3 separate regions of the Homo sapiens genome follow, and regions 1 and 2 are each linked to region 3. Evidence: chromatin loops called from intact Hi-C (ENCODE). Cell type or tissue: heart right ventricle. All regions are shown on one strand. Links, peaks and the distances in the headings refer to the core of each region. The heading gives the core; the rest is flanking DNA.

What was found. Peaks named below come from ENCODE experiments on the same cell type or tissue, not always from the same donor. Only the 100,000 strongest peaks of a DNase experiment are listed, where the experiment ranks them.
Region 1: it touches region 3 in a loop (19-fold over the local background); 56 of 110 quality-filtered maps call a loop at or near these places.
Region 2: it touches region 3 in a loop (2.1-fold over the local background); 2 of 110 quality-filtered maps call a loop at or near these places.

What each region holds. Positions count from the first base shown.
Region 1 is chr11:44,108,136-44,113,135 of GRCh38, reverse strand. EXT2 (exostosin glycosyltransferase 2) reads right to left here. Exons shown (of 14, transcript NM_207122.2): 2 at 4,888-5,000; 3 at 3,853-3,942. Among named protein-coding and RNA genes, the nearest start is that of EXT2, 15 kb to the right of the region's middle. RefSeq lists an enhancer at 2,610-2,689. In heart right ventricle, for the core only: a CTCF peak has its summit at 2,745 (motif pointing left); DNase peaks (open chromatin) are centred at 476 and 2,715; H3K27ac peaks cover 1,193 bases.
Region 2 is chr11:44,434,128-44,441,474 of GRCh38, reverse strand. No RefSeq gene overlaps it. Among named protein-coding and RNA genes, the nearest start is that of ALX4, 130 kb to the right of the region's middle. In heart right ventricle, for the core only: a CTCF peak has its summit at 4,290; a DNase peak (open chromatin) is centred at 4,094; H3K27ac peaks cover 1,727 bases.
Region 3 is chr11:44,535,561-44,542,907 of GRCh38, reverse strand. It overlaps the pseudogene RPL7AP79. Among named protein-coding and RNA genes, the nearest start is that of CD82, 26 kb to the left of the region's middle. RefSeq lists enhancers at 2,507-3,113, 6,962-7,347 and a silencer at 4,224-4,283. In heart right ventricle, for the core only: a CTCF peak has its summit at 4,245 (motif pointing right); DNase peaks (open chromatin) are centred at 4,277 and 4,511; H3K4me3 peaks cover 374 bases.

The DNA.
Region 1 (5,000 bases), core at 1-5,000, 430 kb after region 3:
TAACCTGCAGGCTAAAAACTTCTCCAGCTGCCGGTCTACTCTGTAAAATGTAATAACTATCCTTAGTACCAACATACGGTCTTATTTTTCCTGATTATCATGCAGCACTGAAACCATCCAACATGAACTTGGGCAGGTTCCATGACCATGATGGCAAGCAGACTCTATGGGCCCCATGGCCTATGTGCAGAGAAGCAGACATGGATGCAATATTCAGGCACCAGGCAGTCCAGGTAAGCCAGGGTCGTGGGTGATTAGGCTATTACACTCACAGCCCCAGAGGAGAAGTGGGTGTGTATGTGCAGAGAAAGGAAGCAGTTGTATATCACATCAACCTTTACTGTTATTCTGTCCCCGGGGCCCCAAACTTGTTATTCTGTTCCAGGGGGGTTAAGGTGAATGTTCAGCACTGGCAGTAGGAAAGCAGCAATCAGAAGCATGCCTTACGCTGAAGATCATCCACATGCAGTCTGTTTGTCATCTCAAAAAGAGCCACGACTGCAATTAGTCAAACTGGCCTCATGCCAGCCCTGCTACTGGCATGCACTCTAAGGCACTGTATCTTCTTCTGCCAAGGTCTCCATTACATTATAATGGAGAAAATATTGTAAGCATCCCTTGCTTTACAGAACACATGGTTTACATTGACTGAAAAGTGAATTTCTGAACAGCACATTCTGTTTTCCCATTATGTATCCCCAAATCAGAGATTAGTTCCAAAGCTGCAAGAGACTGAAAAGAAAACCTGCAGCTAAAGAAGTATTAATATGATGATCTGACTCAGGTCAGGCCAAGTATTATAATCACTGGAGGCGCTCTCCAGCATTTTTAGCACTTTGCAGGGCTGCCTGATTCTGGGACGTCTCCTCTGACACTGAGCCTTCCTCTCCACGGCCTTGTATTCTCCACCCTCCCTAACCCAGTGTTCTGCATGTTTTCTCACAGTTCTCCTCCTGCTATCTAAGTATTCGCAGTGCCTAAACACAGTGAGGCTGCAAGTTTGTCCTTTGCTTTCCTTTAAACCATGCATGGAATCAGGCCTGCAAATTCCTCAAATATAAAGCTTCAGGTTTTGCACAAAACAAAACCCAAAAAAGCAGACCGATTCTATCGGTCATCCTTATTTGTTCACTGAGTCAAACAAACTGTAAAACAATATTTGTGAGACAGGTAAACATGAGCAAAGGCTAGATATTTAGTGACTATTTGGTGATATGGAAAAATTATTGTTAATTTTCTTAGGTATGATAATAGTATTATAGTTAGTTACATTTTTTGAAAAGGCTGTATCATGCAGAGATTCACACAATATTTACAGATGCAAGGATCTGATGTCTGGCATTTGTTTCTAGATAATCTAGCGGAGGTGGAGGTAGATGAGAGTAAGGATGAAACAAGACGGGCCTCAAGATAATGATCGAAGCTGGACAGAGGATATGTGGTGTTCACTGTACTAGTCTCGCTTCTTTATATAGGTGTGAAATTTTCCATAACAAGTTTAAGTAAATAAATAAACACCCACATAAAAGTAGAAATGTGTGAGAGATATTTGCAAAGAAAGGATAAGAAATCCAAGGTAGTAACGGTATTACAGAACACATCTGAGAAAACTAACATCAGTTAAGTCATTAAAAGATGTATAAGTCATGAAATATGCTCCTACTCAAGTTAAAATAAAATTGGTTTGTATGTGTGCTTGTGTCTAAATCCATAGAAAAAAGACTAGAAAAACACATCATATTTTAATATAAGTATCTTTCAGGAAGGGAGTGAAAACAGAGGAGGGAATCAAAGCAGGTTTTTACGTTTTACTCTTTATACACTTGCATGCTGTTCGACCCTTGCACAAAGTATATATGTATCATGTGTATGGATTTTTTTTTAATTGAAAGAGAAATAAAAACATTTAAGCAGCATTAAAAAAAATTCACTGAGCAGACATTTCCCTTCAGTCCAGGTCCTTGTACTGTATTTCCTTAAGTAAAATAATTTTTAAGTAATCACACCTATGCTTTTGAACTTTAGGAGATCTTAAAGCAGTCTAATCTAGCCCATCTGTTTTCTAATTTCCAAACAATCTGACATGCAGCTCCTGTAAAACCATTCTGCATTCACAGTTCTTGCCTCCTTTGAATCCAGGAGCAAGGATGAAGGATAAGAAAAATTAACAAACAAATCTACTATTCCTTACCCCAACAAGAAGGCCACCTAAGTTTCAAAATGAAATTTCCCACATGCAAAGATAAAGGACTAGATGGTGATTCATTACCTGCTATAGGATTGGCTATAATCACTTACAAAAATACATGCATAGGAAAAACTATTTAACCTTCCTGATCCTAACACCTAAACACTGGCATGTACTCACACTTTCTCCTGTCTACTTGACACCTTCCTGCAGACAAATGAAATCGCATTTAACATGTGCACTTGATAAAAATAAAATCCAACTCCCATGCAGATGCATATACCAAAATGTCAGCAAAAAGTGAAATGACCCAAACAGAAAGAAGCCCTTCTGAAAAAAAATCCAGAACTGGAGATGGAGACTCTGCATTCCTAACAGCTCTTTTCCTTCCCTTCTCTGTTCTCCAAAGTTATTTCACTTCCCCAGAACAACCAAATCCATAAAACAGTAGCCCACTCAGGAACAGGCACACCTTCTCTGGGGCTGAGAGCCAAATCCGGAATTACCCTGTGTTCAGCCACTTCCTACAGCATTTGTGCACCCGGACTGCCCTCTATCGTCCAAAACGGTCTCTACACCAAAGCTGAAGGGTGGTCCTGGAGTGTTTGTCTTGTGTAGTTATAATTATATTTCCAGACAGAAACTCAAAACTGACTTTAGATAATCACTTAATGCAAAGAAGGTTTAGATTTAATCTTCTGGGGAAAAGGAATACTAAGTGTCGATTTTCATAAATGATAATGTTAGCCTCTAACAAGTTGAGAACTAGCCTCAGGCTGTTCTCAGGCTAATACCTCAGGCTGTTACCTTTTCAGTTAACAATGAGTTTAAGAGTTAAACACCAACTGTAATAAGACTGGTGATAAACAAGTTTAGGTGAACTGTTAACAATTCTATACCTTGAGCATTGCCCGCGACGCTTATATATTGCGCCCCAACTTTCTACTTTCCTCAAAGCCTTGAACCCAGCACTAAGAGAGGTCCCTTAAGTAGCACCTCATACCAGAGCTTTCCAAGAAAGCTCATACCAAAATCTTTCAGTCAGTGATGAAAGGGCAGATAAATACAGTGAGTGAACTCAAAGTCACTCTCAGGCAGTCATGGCCACCCCATACCACATCTGCCTATTTGGAAGGTTTTTCTGGAAGGAACGAAAGGCAAGAGGGGCGAATAATGAAGGCAGGCAGGCAGGGAGGGAGGGAGGAACGGACAGAAAGAACCCTACTGATTGAAACAACAGAAAGTAAATGAGAATCAGCGTGCCCCCATTACCCTCTACATTATAGGCTTTGGGTATCGCTTTTACATATCCACGCTACCTTCTCTCAGTAAGCTGTGCATCTACTTGTGGCAAATGCTCCCGAATTCAGAGAGAGCTAGCACAAGCCTGTCACACTTTTGGGGGCTGGATGTGTTACACTCAGAAGTGCACAATCCAGAGTGGGAAAACAGTTTTAGAGGCTATGCCAGGACATAAGCCCTAACTGGTTTTCCATAAAAGATTTAAGCACTTCTAAATCTTCAGGAGGAAAATACTTATGACAATTTTCTAGTTTAATAAACAATTCTGATTACAAAGTATGTGGTAGATTTAGGAATATAATTTCACATGAACAAAATGATCTTGAACCCATCATAAGGACAGCCCCAAATATGCCTCCTACCTGTCTCTGGGGACATCCAGGGCTGTGTTATAATCTGGGGGACCTCCAGGCAACATGTTGAACAACAGGTGATTCGTACCTCGATCCCACCTGTCAAGAAATTTAAAATGTAGGAGAATTAATGTGTCAACTATGAAAAGACAAGAGTCAGTTACTAGACAACAACTATCAAGGATCCCCAAGCCCAAATAGGGCCGCTTCTCAGGTATGCAAAGCAAACTCCTGGAAATCCCAACAGCACATCAGACACAAGTCTGGCTCCATGACAGGGAAAAATGAACGCACGTGTACTTCAAGCTTGTCCCATACAGACCTGCTTCTAATAATGAAAAGTTGAAAACTACCCAAATGTTCACCATTTGGTTAAAGAAACACAAAATACATTAGAGAAGCCTGGTTAAATATATGGTAGAACATCTGCAAAATGGAATACTATGCAACCCTTAAAGTTATATAGTAAAAGAACATAAAATTATGTCATAATTTGGAAATATATTCATGATATATTAAGGGAAAAAGCAAAAGAGTATGTACTGTGTGATCCCATTTGGAACAAAACATTTATATACAGATGTGTATGTGTATTTTTAGTAACATCAAAATATTAATAATGTTTATCTCTTAGAGGAAGGATTTCAGAATGAATCTTAGATTCTTCTTTTTGCTTACCTGTATTTTCAGATTTCTTACAGTGAATGTGTATTATGTAAGTGCTACGAGGAGGTGGTAGCATATTTAGATTTAAAAGGAAGAATAAATGAAGAAGAGCCACGCTTAGTTTGGAAACTCTAAGAGGCTGGGAACCCACAGCAGTAGTGCCGGAGATGGCAGACTACTCTTCACGGGCACACAGGCAGATGCTGCCACACAGGCCTCATGCTGCAAGTCAGTCCCTCCAACACACCCCGTCCTGCAAGAAGACAGCATCGGGAAACCAACTCAAGAGCAGAAGCATTCCCATCCTTCCCTTCCCTTTAGTTCCCTGAGGGCCACTCAAGTATCTCCTGGGGGCTGGGCTGTATGAGTGTGAGATACCTAGAGAGCTGGGCCATCGCTTGTGCTGTCTCCTTGATGCGCAGTGTGTTCTGGTTAAGCACATCGATGGAGGGAACAAACAGACAGGCCCGGTTGATGTCATCAGTGTAGTA
Region 2 (7,347 bases), core at 1,171-6,170, 100 kb after region 3:
TTGAATACCCTTTATTTCTTTCTCTTGCCTGATTGCCAGAACTTCCAATACTGTGTTGAATGGGAGTGATGAGAAAGAGCATCCTTGTCTTGTGCTGGTTTTCAAAGGGAATGCTTCCAGCTTTTGCCCATTCAGTATGATATTGGCTGTGGGTTTGTCATAAATAGCTCTATTATTTTGAGATATGTTCCATCAATACCTAGTTTATTGAGAGTTTTTAGCATGAAGTGGTGTTGAATTTTATTGAAGGCCTTTTCTGCATCTATTGAGATAATCATGTGGTTTTTGTCATTGGTTCTGTTTGGATTACGTTTATTGATTTGCTTATGTTGAACCAGCCTTGCATCTGAGGGATGAAGCTGACTTGATCATGGTAGATAAGCTTTTTGATGTGCTGCTGGATTCGGTTTACCAGTATTTTATTGAGGAATTTTTGCATCGATGTTCATCAGGGATATTGGCTGAAATATTCTTTTTTTGTTGTGCCTCTGCCAGGTTTTGGTATCAGGATGATCCTGGCCTCATAAAATGAGTTAGGGAGGAGTCCCTCATTTTCTATTGTTTGGAATAAATTCAGAAGGAATGGTACCAGCTCCTCTTTGTACCTCTGGTAGAATTTGGCTGTGAATCCATCTGGTTATGAGCTTTTTTTGGTTGGTAGGCTATTAATTACTGCCTCCATTTCAGAACTTGTTATTGGTCTATTCAGGGATTCTACTTCTTTATGGTTTAGTCTTGGGAGGGTGTATGTGTCCAGGAATTTATCCATTTCTTCTAGATTTTCTAGTTTATTTGTGTAGAGGTGTTTATAGTATTCTCTGATGGTGGTAGTTTGTATTTCTATGGGATCAATGGTGATATCCCCTTTATCATTTTTTATTGCATCTATTCGATTCTTCTCTCTTTTCTTCTTTATTAGTCTGGCTAGTGGTCTATCTATTCTGTTGATCTTTTCAAAAAACCAGCTACTGGATTCATCGATTTTTTGAAGGGTTTTTTGTGTCTCTATCTCCTTCAGTTCTGCTCTGATCTGAGTTATTTCTAGTCTTCTGCTAGCTTTTGAATTTGTTTGTTCTTGCTTCTCTAGTTCTTTTAATTGAGATGTTAGGGTGTCAATTTTAGATCTTTCCTGCTTTCTCCTGTGGGCATTTAGTACTATAAATTTCCCTCTAAGCACTGCTTTAGCTGTGTCCCAGGGATTCTGGTATGTTGTGTCTTTGTTCTCATTGGATTCAAAGAACATTTTTATTTCTGCCTTAATTTCGTTATGTACCCAGTAGTCATTCAGAAGCAGGTTGTTCAGTTTCCATGTAGTTGTGTGGTTTTGAGTGAGTTTCTTAATCCTGAGTTCTAATTTGATTGCACGGGGTCTGATAGACTATTATTTCCATTCTTTTCCATTAGCTGAGGAGTGTTTTACTTCCAATTATGTGGTCAATTTTGGAATAAGTGTGATGAGAAGAATGTATATTCTGTTGATTTGGGGTGAAGAGTTCTGTAGATGTCTAATAGGTCCACTTGGTCCAGAGCTGAGTTCACGTCCTGAATATCCTTTTTAATTTTCTGTCTCATTGATCTGTCTAATATGGACAGTGGGGTGTTAAAGTCTCTCACTATTATTGTGTGGGGGTTTAATTCTCTTTGTAGGTCTCTAAGAACTTGCTTTATGAATCTGGGTGCTCCTGTATTGGGTGCATATATATTTAGGGTAGTTAGCTCTTCTTGTTGCATTGATCCCTTTACCATTATGTAATGCCCTTTTTTGTCTTTTTTGATTTTTGTTGGTTTAAAGTCTGTTTTATGAGAGACTAGGATTGCAACCCCTGCTTTTTTTTTGCTTTCCATTTGCTTGGTAAATATTCCTCCATCCTTTTATTTTGAGCCTATGTGTGTCTTTGCACATGAGATGGGTCTCCTGAATACAGCACACTGATTGGTCTTGACTCTTTATCCAATTTGCCAGTCTGTCTTTTAATTGGGGCATTTATCCTGTTTACATTTAAGGTGAATATTGTTATGTGTGAATTTGATCCTGCCATTATGATGCTAGCTGGTTATTTTGCTCATTAGTTGATACAGTTTCTTTATAGTGTCAATGGTCTTTACAATTTGGTATGTTTTTGCAGTGGTTGGTACCGGTTGTTCCTTTCCATGTATAGTGCTTCCTACAGGAGCTCTAGTAAGGCAGGCCTGGTGGTGACAAAATCTCTCAGTATTTGCTTGTCTGTAAACGATTTTATTTCTTCTTCACTTATGAAGCTTAGTTTGGCAGGATATGAAATTCTGGGTTGAAAAATCTTTAAGAATATTGAATATTGGCCCCCACTCTCCTCTGGCTTGTAGGGTTTCTGCAGAGAGATCCGCTCTTAGTCTGATGGGCTTCCCTTTGTGGGTAACCCGACCTTTCTCTCTGGCTGCCCTTAACATTTTTTCCTTCATTTCAACCTCAGTGAATCTGATGATTATGTGTCTTGGGGTTGCTCTTCTCAAGGAGTATCTTTGTGGCATTCTCTGTATTTCCTGAATTTGAATATTGTCCTGTCTTGCTAGGTGGGGAAGTTCTCCTGGATAATATTCTGAAGAGTGTTTTCCAATTTGGTTCCATTCTCCCCGTCACTTTCAGGTACACCAGTCAAACATAGGTTTGGTCTTTTCACATAGTCCCAATTTCTTGGAGGCTTTGTTTATTCCTTTTCACTCTTTTTTCTCTAATCTTGTCTGCATGCTTTATTTCATTAAGTTGATCTTCAGTCTCTGATATCCTTTGTTCCACTTGATCGATTCAGCTATTGATACTTGTGTATGCTTCACAAAGTTCTCGTGCTGTGTTTTTCAGCTCCATCGCGTCATTTATGTTGTTCTCTAAACTGGTTATTCTAGTTAGCAATTCATCTAACCTTTTTTCAAGGTTCTTAGCTTCCTTGCATTGGGTTAGAACATGCTCCTTTAGCTCCGATTAGTTTGTTATTACCCACCTTCTGAAGCCTACTTCTGTCAATTTGTCAAACTCATTCTCTGTCCAGTTTTGTTCCCTTGCTGTCGAGGAGTCGTGATCTTTGGAGAAGAGGCATTCTGGTTTTTGGAGTTTTCAGCCTTTTTGTGCTGGTTTTTCCTCATCTTCATGGATTTATCTACCTTTGGTCTTTGATGCTGGTGACCTTTGGATGGAGTTTCTGAGTGGATGTCCTTTTTGTTGATATTGATGCTATTCCTTTCTGTTTGTTAGTTTTCCTTCTAACAGTCAGGCCCCTCTGCTGCAGGTCTGCTGGAATTTGCTGGAGGTCCACTCCATACCCTGTTTGCCTGATTATCACTAGTGGAGGCTGCAAAACAGCAGAGATTGCTGCCTGTTCCTTCCTCTGGAAGCTTCGTCCCAGAGGGGCACCCACCAGATGCCAGCTGGAGCTCTCCTGTATGAGGTGCCTGTTGACCTCTGCTGGGAGATGTCTCCCAGTCAGGAGGTATGGGGGTCAGTGACCCACTTAGGAGGCAGTCTGTCCCTTAGCAGAGCTTGAGCACTGTGCTAGGAGATCTGCTGCTCTCTTCAGAGTCAGCAGGCAGGAATGTTTAAGTCTGTTGAATCTCTGTCTTATTTTATTTTTGAGACAGAGTCTCACTCTGTCACCCAGGCTGGAGTGCAGTGTTGCAATCTCAGCTTACTGCAGCCTCTGCTGCCCAGATTCAAGCGATTCTCATGCCTCAGCCTCCCAGGTAGCTGGGATTACAGGTGCACACCACCATGCCCAGCCAATTTTTGTATTTTTAGTAGAAATGGGGTTTCACCACACTCGTCAGGCAGGTCTCGAACTCCTGGCCTCAAGTGATCTGCTTGCCTCGGCCTCCCAAAGTGCTAGGATTACAGGTGTGAGCCACTGCACCAGGCCATAGTGTTAGGATTTAAACCCAGATGCCCAGCTCAGACCCAGAAACTACCAACCACCCTTCCCTGCTATCAGGCAATTGGTCCACTGTGAAGTGGAAACCACTTCTTGCTGTGGGCTAGTAGCTATTTTCAAATCCTTATTATGTGGTTCCCACTTCTCCTACCCACACCCAGAGCAGGGAACATTAGCAATGGCAGGAAGGAAACCATCTCCATTCAGGAGGTGGGGAGAGCCTGCCAGATTCTGATGGCTGCTGGACATTAGCAACTTGGCCACAGTCACTTTTCCTGAAATGTTCGATTGTTTTCAGAAATGGCAAGGTCTTGGCAGCTGAGCACACAGAGGAGGTGGGGTCAGGTGTCTTGCAATTCCAGGGCCAGAATCCCCTCACAGACTCCTTCTCCAGTAGGGGCAGAGGTGGACTGTCTGGGGAGAAGCCCTTAGCTAAGGAGCTGCAGTGTGTCATGAAACCTTCTAGCAATGGGGAGTGATTAGCATCTTCCTTTTGAAGAGAGCTGTGCTCAGAGAGGTCTTGTTTGTTGCTTAAAAATCACAATAATTAAATGGGAGAGTTGGGACTTGTGCTAGAGTTCATTCGACTAAATCTGATGGTCTTTCCAAGTATGCACAGGACCTTTCAAGGGGCAGGTGATGAAACTGGGGCCTCCTGCTACCATGGCAGTTCTCAAGGTCATCCCTTGTACAGGAAAACACCCCTGGATAATGCGGCACCCCGTGAGATGTGGAATCTTCCAAGAGAGAGCTGGTACATCAATAGCACTATTTGTAATAATATTAAAATAACAGTATTTGTACCCATCATTTATTGAGTGCACACCATGTACTAGGCACTATTCTAAGCACTTTACACTTATGAACTAACGTACTCCTCAAACAGCCTTATGAGCAAGGTGCTATTATTATCCCCATGTTAGAGATGAAGCAATGGAGGTTTGGAGAGTTTAAGCAACTTGCCCAAGGTCACACAGGTGGAATTTAGGGAAGAAGTAGGCAATCTGTGTATTTATTTTCTCAAGCACTTTGATGAGGGCTTTCTCTGGATTCTGTTCCCTCAGCCGTTTATTCACTCATGCATTCATTTCCCCAACATTCATAGGAGGTTACTATGTGCCATGCCCTGTGTGTAACACCAGGGCTCAACAAGGGACCAAGAGGTAACCCAGCCCTTGAGGGCAGTTCTGGTGCTGGTGGCAGACTCTGAGTTGTCCCCTCTTCTCCATTCCTCCCTTTTCCTGTAGGGATATTGTTGTAACCAGAAACAAGACTACATTGTTCCCAGCCTCCTTTCAACTAAACCTGACCACATGACAAAGTTCTGGCCAACAGGACACAAGCAAAGGTGAAAAGTTCCCTTCTGAGTCTTCCCTTTCAAAGGGCTGGGCCTGTGTGTCCTCACTGTCTGCCCTCCTTCCACCACTGTGTCTGGGAGGTGACTAGAATCAGAAGAGCCACCATGGGGCCACTACTGGGAGTCACGTGTTGAGGATGGCAAAGCTGTCTCACCAGCCCTGGACTGTTAACATGAGAGAGTAATGAAGTTCCAGGTTGTTTAAGCCACTGTATCTAGGGTTCTCTTTATTACAGCAACTAGACTGTACTCTCAGTATGCCACCACTGAAAGGAGCCAACAAGAACCCTGGCTCACAAAATATGTAAGAAAGAAGAGGCCGGGTGCTTTGGCTTACACCTGTAATCCCAGCACTTTCAGAGGCCGAGGCAGGTTGATAGCTTGAGGTCAGGAATTTGAGACCAGCCTGGCCAACATGATAAAACCCCATCTCTACCAAAAAATACAAAAATTAGCCAGGCATGGTGGTGCACACTTGTAGTCCCAGCTAGTGTAGAGGCTGAGGCTGGAGAATTGGTTAAACCCAGGAGGAGGAGGTTGCAATGAGCTGAGATCACGCCACTGCACTCCAGCCGGGGTAACAGAGTGAGACCATCTCAAAATCAAAAAGAAGACAGGTGTATACAAATTCAGGTTTACAGTCTTGACCTCCAGATTTCCCCAGCAGAAGTGGGAAGGGGAGTACATTGGCAGTCAACACAAAGAAGAAGATACTGGCTGGGCACGGTGGCTCACACCTGTAATCCCAGCACTTTGGGAGGCTGAGGTGGGTGGATCATGAGGTCAGGAGATCGAGAGCATCCTGGCCAACATGGTGAAACCCTGTCTCTACTAAAAATACAAAAAATTAGCTGGGCATGGTGGTGCATGCCTGTAGTCCCAGCTACTCCGGAGGCTGAGGCAGGGGAATCAGTTGAACCCAGGAGGCGGAGATTGCAGTGAGCTGAGATCGCGCCACTGCACTCCAGCCTGGAGACAGAGCAAGACTCCATCTCAAAAAAATAAAAATGAAAAAAAGAAGACCCTGAAAGAACAGATATACATACACATTGAGCGCTTGTTCTGTGCTGGGCACTGCACAAAACATCATACACATCGCTTCCCATTTAATCTCAGCAGCCCCATGAATGGGCACCATGATTATCCCACCTGACAGATGACCAGGAGCTGGTCCTCAACTTGGCTTCACCCCTTATCCCCAGGAGATGTCGTGGATCTGGCTGCTGGCCAGCAGTACAAATAGCCACCTGCCTTTGGAACACCTGTTTACTTAGGCAGGATCCATCTGCTCTTTCATAAAGAACTCTGTAGGGTCGTTCACAACCAATGACTTGAACAAGAGAAACCAACCTCCGTGCTTATTGACTCATTGATTCATTCGCCAATTATTCCCAAGTGCATACTTTATTTCCACTACTGTATAAGGCATTGAGAATTTAATGGTGACAGCAAACAGATGTGGTCCTTGCCTTCTGAAACTCACAGTCTAATGGAAGAGACAGAAGTTAATGAAGTAAGCACACACACAAATGTAGAAAGACTCTTGTGATAACTGCTTCAAAAAACAGAAATTTAATGTCGAGGGGAGAATAAAGGAAACATTTGGCTTAGTCCCAGAAGTCTTTCCTGGGGAAGCAAAGACCTAGCTGAGAACTGAAGAAAGGATGGGTGTCAATTAGTCTCTAAAAAGAAGGAGTGATGGAGCCCAACAGCTCGGCATATGCACAAACAGTGAGACTGGGTTGGGGAGTAGTGGAAGGTATACCAGAATGGAGAGACCTGGATGGGTAGAGGGAGGTGAGTGTGTTCAGGAAGCAGCTGGAGAGCTGGGAGAGGCCAGGCCATGCAGGGATTCCCAAGCCATACAACAATTGCAGGTCTTATCATTAGGACAACAAGGAGTCGCTGAGGGGTTTAAACACAGTGGGTGGTATGATCCAATTTGTGTTTCCAGAATAACCTTCTGGCATCCAGGCAGTGAATGAATCTAGGATACAAGACTACATAAAGGGAGGCCCTTGGAGAAAGGGAATTGTCAGTAACTGCTGCCTTCCTGAGCAAACTCATCCATAGGGCTTCAGACATCATTCAGAG
Region 3 (7,347 bases), core at 1,411-6,410:
ATGAGTGTTCACAGGTCAAGAGCTTTCAGCTTTACAAGAATAATAACATTTAATAACAGATAATGAGGAGGAGGATGGTAATAGAAATGGTAATGCAATGGTAGCTGTAATGGAGATAGAGATCTGCTGTTTCTGATGGTGATGGAGTTGGTGATGGAGGAAATGGTGATAGATAGTTGTTAGAGTTGTTATGAGAATGAAAATGGTGGTGTTACTAGTGACACTGATGGTGGGAGAGGTGGTGATAACATTGATGGCAATGATAACAATGCTGATGATGGTATCTGATGAGAATTATGTGGTTGCTATGGTGATGAGGATGGTAATGGTGTTTGCTATGGTGGTGATGATGGAGATGGTTGCTATGGTGATGACGATGGAGGTGGCGGTTGCTATAGCGATGATGATGCAGATGCTGGTTGCTACAGTGATGATGGGAGTGATGACTGTAGTGATGAGAAGAATGGTGAAGTGTGATGGTGAGGTAATGAGAGGTCATTATGGTGATGATAATGATGGTGGTGGTGGTGATAGTGATGATTGTGTTGCTGATGATGGTGGTGATCCTGATGACAACAATGGTAATGCAAGAATGGCATTGACATTGGTGGTGTTAATAGCGATATCGATGGGAGCTCTTTTTATGGCTGGATATAGAATTGTGAATCACTTCTCCCTGGTCATGGATCACCTTTTCTTCATGAGATGACAGCTAGATTTATAATTCCAGATCTGATCTGTTCAACAGTTCCTGGACTCATATATGCATTTTTATGTCTCATCTCTTCTCATGCAACCACATGTGGAACTCTTCTTCCCTTTAGCATCTGCCCCACACCTGTTCCTCCTGTCATCCTCATCTAAGTAAGTCACAGCACCATTCATCCACGGTGCAAATTCTAGGACATACCCTTGGTTCCTTCCTTTGACATATCTTCCCCATCCACCCCGATTTCCAGCCCTTCAGTAAGCCCAGCCACCTCTACCTTCCAATGCTTTTGATCTGCCTCCTTCCACCCTTTTGTTCCAAGTCACCGTCATCGCCCTCCTGGCTTAATGCAATCATCTCCTAACTGGACAACTCAACTCCCTGGTTTCAGTCTTTTTTATTTTTATTTTTTATTTTTGGAGATAAGGTCTCACTCTGTTGTCTGGGCAGGAGTACAGTGGTGTGATCACGGCTTACCGCAGCCAGCCTCCAACTCCTGGGCTCAAGTGATCCTCCCACCTCAGCCTCCTGAGTAGCTGGAACTACAAACGTGCCACCACACCCAGATAATTTTTTTTTTTTTTTTTTAGAGACAGGGTCTTGCTATGTTGCCCAGGATGGTCTCCTGGCCTTGAGTGATCTTCTCACCTGGATCTGCCAAAATGCTGGGATTATGGGCGTGAGCCACCACACTTAGCCTGGCTTTCACTCTTGCCACCCTACAATCCTTCTCCTCTCAGCAGTCAGAGTGATACTTTACAAATGCAAATCAGACCTTATCATGTTTCTGCCCCAAACTTTCCTACAGTGTTTTATTGCCCTGGACAAAAATCAAAGCTTTTTTTTTTTTCTCTAGGCATGTGCTCTAACCCCCGCCTAGTTGTCTGACCTCCTCTCCTCTCATGCTTCAGTCACACTTTCTGTTTCTCTAATGCCCCAAGCACCTTCCCACCTCGGGGCCTTTGCATCTGCCATTCCCTCTGCCAGAAACACTCAGTTCCTAGATCTGCACAGCCAGTGGCAGCGTAAGAATTCAAACCAGCTGGGTTGGCCTCTCTCAGCACATTGCTTTGCTTTATCTGCCCTATGATATTTATCACCATCTTCATCTTATTTACTTATTAGGTCATTATTAGACCCCCTCCCACAACAAGAGTGTAAGCCTCATAAAAGCAGGACCTATGTCCTTGTTTCCCACTGTGTCCCCAGCATTGAGAACAGTGAATAGTAGATGTTCTACAAATGGCTGTGAATAAATTGATTGGCTCAAGAGACAAATTAGACACATACCTCACTCCAAGTAAGTTAAAAATCAAGCTTATGACCACGTGATCTCCTCAGTGAACACAGATCATCCTTCCTCCTCTGCTCTTGTGCCCTCTACTCCCTCCCCAGTTCACCTCCCAAATCTGATCACAGCTTCTGGTTTGAGTTCCTTGCTCCACCCCTAGAGTAACCATTGCAACACATAAATCTATTTTCTTCTGCTCCTCCACCTTCCCAAGATGCCAAGAGGAAAGAAGCGCAGGGGGAAGAAAGTGGCCCCGGCCCCTGCTGTCATGGAGAAGCAGGAGACCAAGAAAGTGGTGAATCCCCTCTGTTAAGAAAAGGCCTAAGAATTTTGGCACTGGACATCCAGCCCAAAAGTGACCTCAGCCGCTTTGTGAAATGGCCCTGCTATATCAGGTTGCAGCGGCAGAGAGCCATCCTCTATAAGTGGCTGAAAGTGCCCCCTGTGATTAACCAGTTCACCCAGGACCTGGACCACCAGCTACTCAGCTGCCTAAGCTGACCCACAAATACAGACCAGAGACAAAGCAAGAGTAGAAGCAGAGGCTGTTGGCCCAGGCTGAGAAGAAAGCTGACAGCAAAGGGGACATCCTCACTAAGAGACTACCTGTCCTTCAAGCAGGAGTCAACACCGTTACCCCTTGGTGGAGAACAAGAAGGCTCAGCCAGTGATGACTGCATGTGAACAGACGTTTGGTTGCCAGCCTGCTGCTTCCCGCAGAGAAGAGTGTGCATGCTAGGCCGATCACCTCTCAGCAGGTAGCTTGGAGACAATGGGCCTAACCATTTTGAGTAGCACTTGACATGACGAGGATCCCATCGAGCTTGTTGTCTTCCTGCCTGCCCTGCATTGTAAAATGTGGGTCTCTGATTGCATTATCAAGGGGAAGGCAAGACTGGAACGTCCAGTCCACAGGAAGACCTGCACCACTGTTGCCTTCACACAGGTTAACTCAGAAGACAAAGGAGTTTTGATGAAGCTGGTGGAAGCTGTCAGGACTAATTACAACGACAGATATGATGATATCCGTCGTCACTGGGGAGGCAATATCCTGGGTCCCAAATCTATGGCTTGCATTGCCAAGTTGGAAAAGGCAAAGGTTAAAGAACTTGCCACTTAACTGGGTTAAATGTACACTTTCATTTTCTGTACATAAAAATCATTAAAATGATACAAATTCTCCTTCAAAAAGAATTTTCCCTCTTCCCTGCTTAAGACCTATCGATGTCATGCATGCACTGATTTCCACACTGGGGTCGGCAGCTTTTGATGGTTCCTTAGGAATCCAGAGGAGGTGGGGGATGGGCAGAGCAAGTGTGGTTCCTAACTTCACATCCCCCCAACCCCTACTGCCAGAGAAGCCTTACTTGTACCAGGTGTACAGAGAGGCAGTCCCATAACCTTGAGATGAAGGTCAAGGCTTCAAAGCCAGGCGGCCTGCATTCAAAACCTGACTCTGCATCTTTCAAGCTTCATGACCCTGGCCAGGTTACTCGCATTCTTTGATCATTAGTCTCCTCATCTGTAAAGCGAAGCTAATGTTGTACCTGCCTCCTAAGGGTTGTTGGGAGGAATAAATGAGTTCATTCAAATAAGGCGCTCAGGACCATGCCTAGCACACAGTAAGTGCTCGCTAAGTGTTGGCTACTATTGTCAATTACTTTTTTTGATTTTGCTTTTGGTTTTCTTGGTGACAGGGTCTCACTCTGTCACCCAGGCTGGGGTGCAGTGGCGCAATCTCAGCTCACTGCAGCTTTGACCTCCAAGGCTCAAACAATCCTCCCACCTCAGCCTCTGGAGTAGCTGGGACCATAAGTGCATGCCACCACACTCCGCCAACTTTTGTATTTTTGGTCGAGACGCAGTTTCGCTGTGTTGCCAGGCTGGTCTCAAACTCCTGAGCTCCAGCAATCCTTCTGCCTTGGCCTCCCAAAGTGTCGGGATTACAGGTGTGAGTCACTGCACCTGGCCTATTAACTACATTTTCACACAGGAATTTATTTCCACTGATTAAAAGCGGGGAAAAAGTGAAAACCATTGGTTTTCATACTTTACATTGCAATTATTGCTATGCACCTTCTATATTTGGCTGGGAATCTCTTGTGGGGTAAAGACCAGGTTTCATTCAGTGTCTCTGACACCTTGGAGATGCTGCATCTAGCAGGCCTTCAATAAACACCCATCAAGGGAGAAAGGAAGCCAGGCAGTGAATGCGCCCCTGGCCTTAGCATGTCGTGCTCACTTATCTCCAGCAGGTGTCGCCCTTGTCTCTGAAACGGCCGTCTGGGCCCTGCTCACTGCTGTCCAGGCCCACTGACGGTCCGATGAGACCTGAGGACGCCGTGGGACCAGCAGATCCGAGTTGTTCTGCGTCGGGGAGGAAGGAGGCCCTGGGAGAGGTGCGAAAAACCTCACCAGAGCAGGCCACAGGCTGCTTGGAGCCTCCAGGCTTGAGTTCTACTCCCAGCGGGGGACACCAGGAGCGCCCATTTCCTCTCTGAGCCTTGGTTTCCTCCCCTCCAAAGCGGGGGCAATCCTGCTACGACGGGACATCGGGATGTTGTCAGGCCACACCTGACAGTTGATAGGCGTTGGATTTGCGGTTTTGTTTCTTTGTTTTTAAGTTGCACCTCCCAGGGAAGTCCAGGGGCATCTCCAGACTTCCCCAACACACGGATTCTGCCTCTCTGAGGGACGGCGAAATGAAAAACTCAGCAGCCTGGAATTCTGAGAAGGGAGAAACCAGGAGTGAAGAACACATGGAGCTGCGTAGGTTCCTACGGAAGATGCCAGGAGAGCCAGTGGTCCAGGGAGACCACACCTTGGACACACTCTTCTGCGCTGGCATGAGCACATCCGGGTAGGCTGCAGGTCTCTTTTCCTCAGAGGCAGACGCGCTGGAGTTACATGGATAGGGAGATGGAGGTGGCGCTCCTCTGTCACCGCAGTCCCCTCAGCCTCCTTGGCTGTGGCTCAAGCAAGTCCCTTCCCCTCTCTGGGCCTTTCTCTCTGTCAAATGGGGCTGGCCTGAGTCGGGCATTTTCAGGCTTAGCAGTAGAGGCCTGACTCTGCCACACCCAGTGGGGAAGACAGACACGGAGGCAGACAAAGAAAGCCGTTGGAGCCTAGGATGACAGGACAAGGACCTCACTCCCTTGGCCACCCCTCCACTGTGGTGATCCTAAGTGGCTCAAACCATGGGCTAGCTCTCCAAGGCTCTTTTTTTGAGAGGGAGTCTCACTCGGTCACCCAGGCTGGAGTGCAGTAGCGTGATCTCGGCTTACTGCAACCTCCGCCTCCTGAGTTCAAGCAATTCTCCTGCCTCAGCCTCCTGAGTAGCTGGGACTACAGGGATGCGCCACCACACCCGGCTATGGATTTTTTGTATTTTTAGTGGAGATGGGGTTTCTCCATGTTGGTCAGGCTGGTCTCGAACTCCTGACCTGGTGATCCACCCGCCTTGGCCTCCCAAAGTGCTGGGATTATAGGCGTGAGCCACCGCACCCGGACCTACAAGGCTCTTTCTAAGCACAAGTCTTCATGACACTGCAGTCCTCTTCCCGGTTCACCTCAGCTGTCCTCCCACAGGCCTCGCCCCACATCCCTAGGCCTCCAGGGATGTCCTATCTCCCTGACCTCTCCCCACACTCACAGGCCCAGGGAATGTGAGGTTTGGAAGGGGGCCCACGGAGGGGGCTGCCGGCTTCATCTATCACCGGGATGGATGGGGAAACTGGTCCAAGGTCCCATAACTCCCAGGGCAGAGCTAGGTCCTCCCTGACAATCTGCACCCCACCTCTGACCCTCAGACAGAGCCTCTCTCCAGGCCTGCATGAAAGCGGGCCAGATGTTCGTGGGTGCTGGGCTTAGTGTCAGGGCCAGCGGGAGGCTGGCCCGCCCCACAAGGTCGCCGCCCTTGCACTTCCCCTCCCAGCAGCTAATTAGCTCCAGGCCAGGTCCACCAGAGCTCCCAGGATGCTCCTGAGCTGGGACCTCACCCCGCCTGCTGAGGTCACAGCCCCCCCTGCCCGCCCTTGCTTCTCTTCCAGGCTCATCTCTCGCCCCTCAGACACCCTCCTCCTTCGCTCCCCTTTCATTCCACAGAAGAGGGGCAAGAAGCTCCGAGTCGAGATCACACAGCAACACAGAGGCAGAGCCCGGAGGAGACCTGCCCCAGTTCTCAGCCCAGCGCACCCACCCTTCCCACCCGCGGATGGTAACCCGCAGGGTGGGTGACGGTTCTACTCCTGTCTCCACCACCTCCCAGCTGCGTGACCTTGAGAAAATTACTTCCCCTTTGTGACCCTCAGTCTCTTCATCCCTAACAGGGATAATAACAGTCGTTGATGATAGGAATATAATCATCAACAATATTAAATGTCCTCAACACGTGAATATTAAATGAGATAAAATGTATAAGCACCCAGCACCTTACATACATATTGCTAGATCCTTTCTTTTCTCTCTCTATCTCTTTTTTTTTTTTTTTTTTTTGAGACGGAGTCTTGCTCTTGTTGCCCAGGCTGGAGTGCAGTGGCATGACCTCGGCTCACTGCAACTTCTGCCTCTCGGGCTCAAGCAATTCTCCTGCCTCAGCCTCCTGAGTAGCTGGGACTACAGGCACCCGCCACCATGCCTGGCTAATTTTGTGCGTTTTTGGTAGAGACGGGGTTTCACCATGTTGGCCAGGCTGGTTTCGAACTCCTGACCTCAAGTGATCTGCCTACCTTGGTCTCCCAAAGTGCTGGGATTACAGGTCATCCCGGAGCTTTCCTGAGTCCTTGTGGGCTGCCCCTCCTCCCTCTTCTGCATCATAACATTCTCTGGCTGAGCTTTTCCTGCAGGCCTCATCACTTGCTCCCTGTGTCCAGCTCGGGGCCAGACACAGGTGGTGTCCATCTCCCACTCCCATCTCTGCCTGTCCTCACTACATCATGTCCCTCCTGAACCAAACTCCTTCTCCAACTCACTGGCCAAGGAAAATAATAATAATGACCACAACAGCATTTATTATGAAAGCTAACATGTATTGAGGACTGACAATCCAGTCCCTATTCTAAGCACTTTTTTGTATTAGCTCATTTAATCTGTCCCCATTTTACAGATGGGGAAACCGAGGCACAGAAAGATTTAAGCAGTTAGCCCAAGGTCATACAGTTGGGACACAGTAAAGCCAGCCTTCAGCCCCAGCCCAGGCCAGTTCCAGTGCCTGGCCTTTTAGGAAGCCCTTTTGCTATAGGCAGGGGTCCACGTTAGACATAGCTTAGCTCCCCCTTCCTGGACAGCACCACGAGGCAACCCAAAACTCGGGACCCCAGGCAAGGCTGAGCATTGCACAACCCCAGCA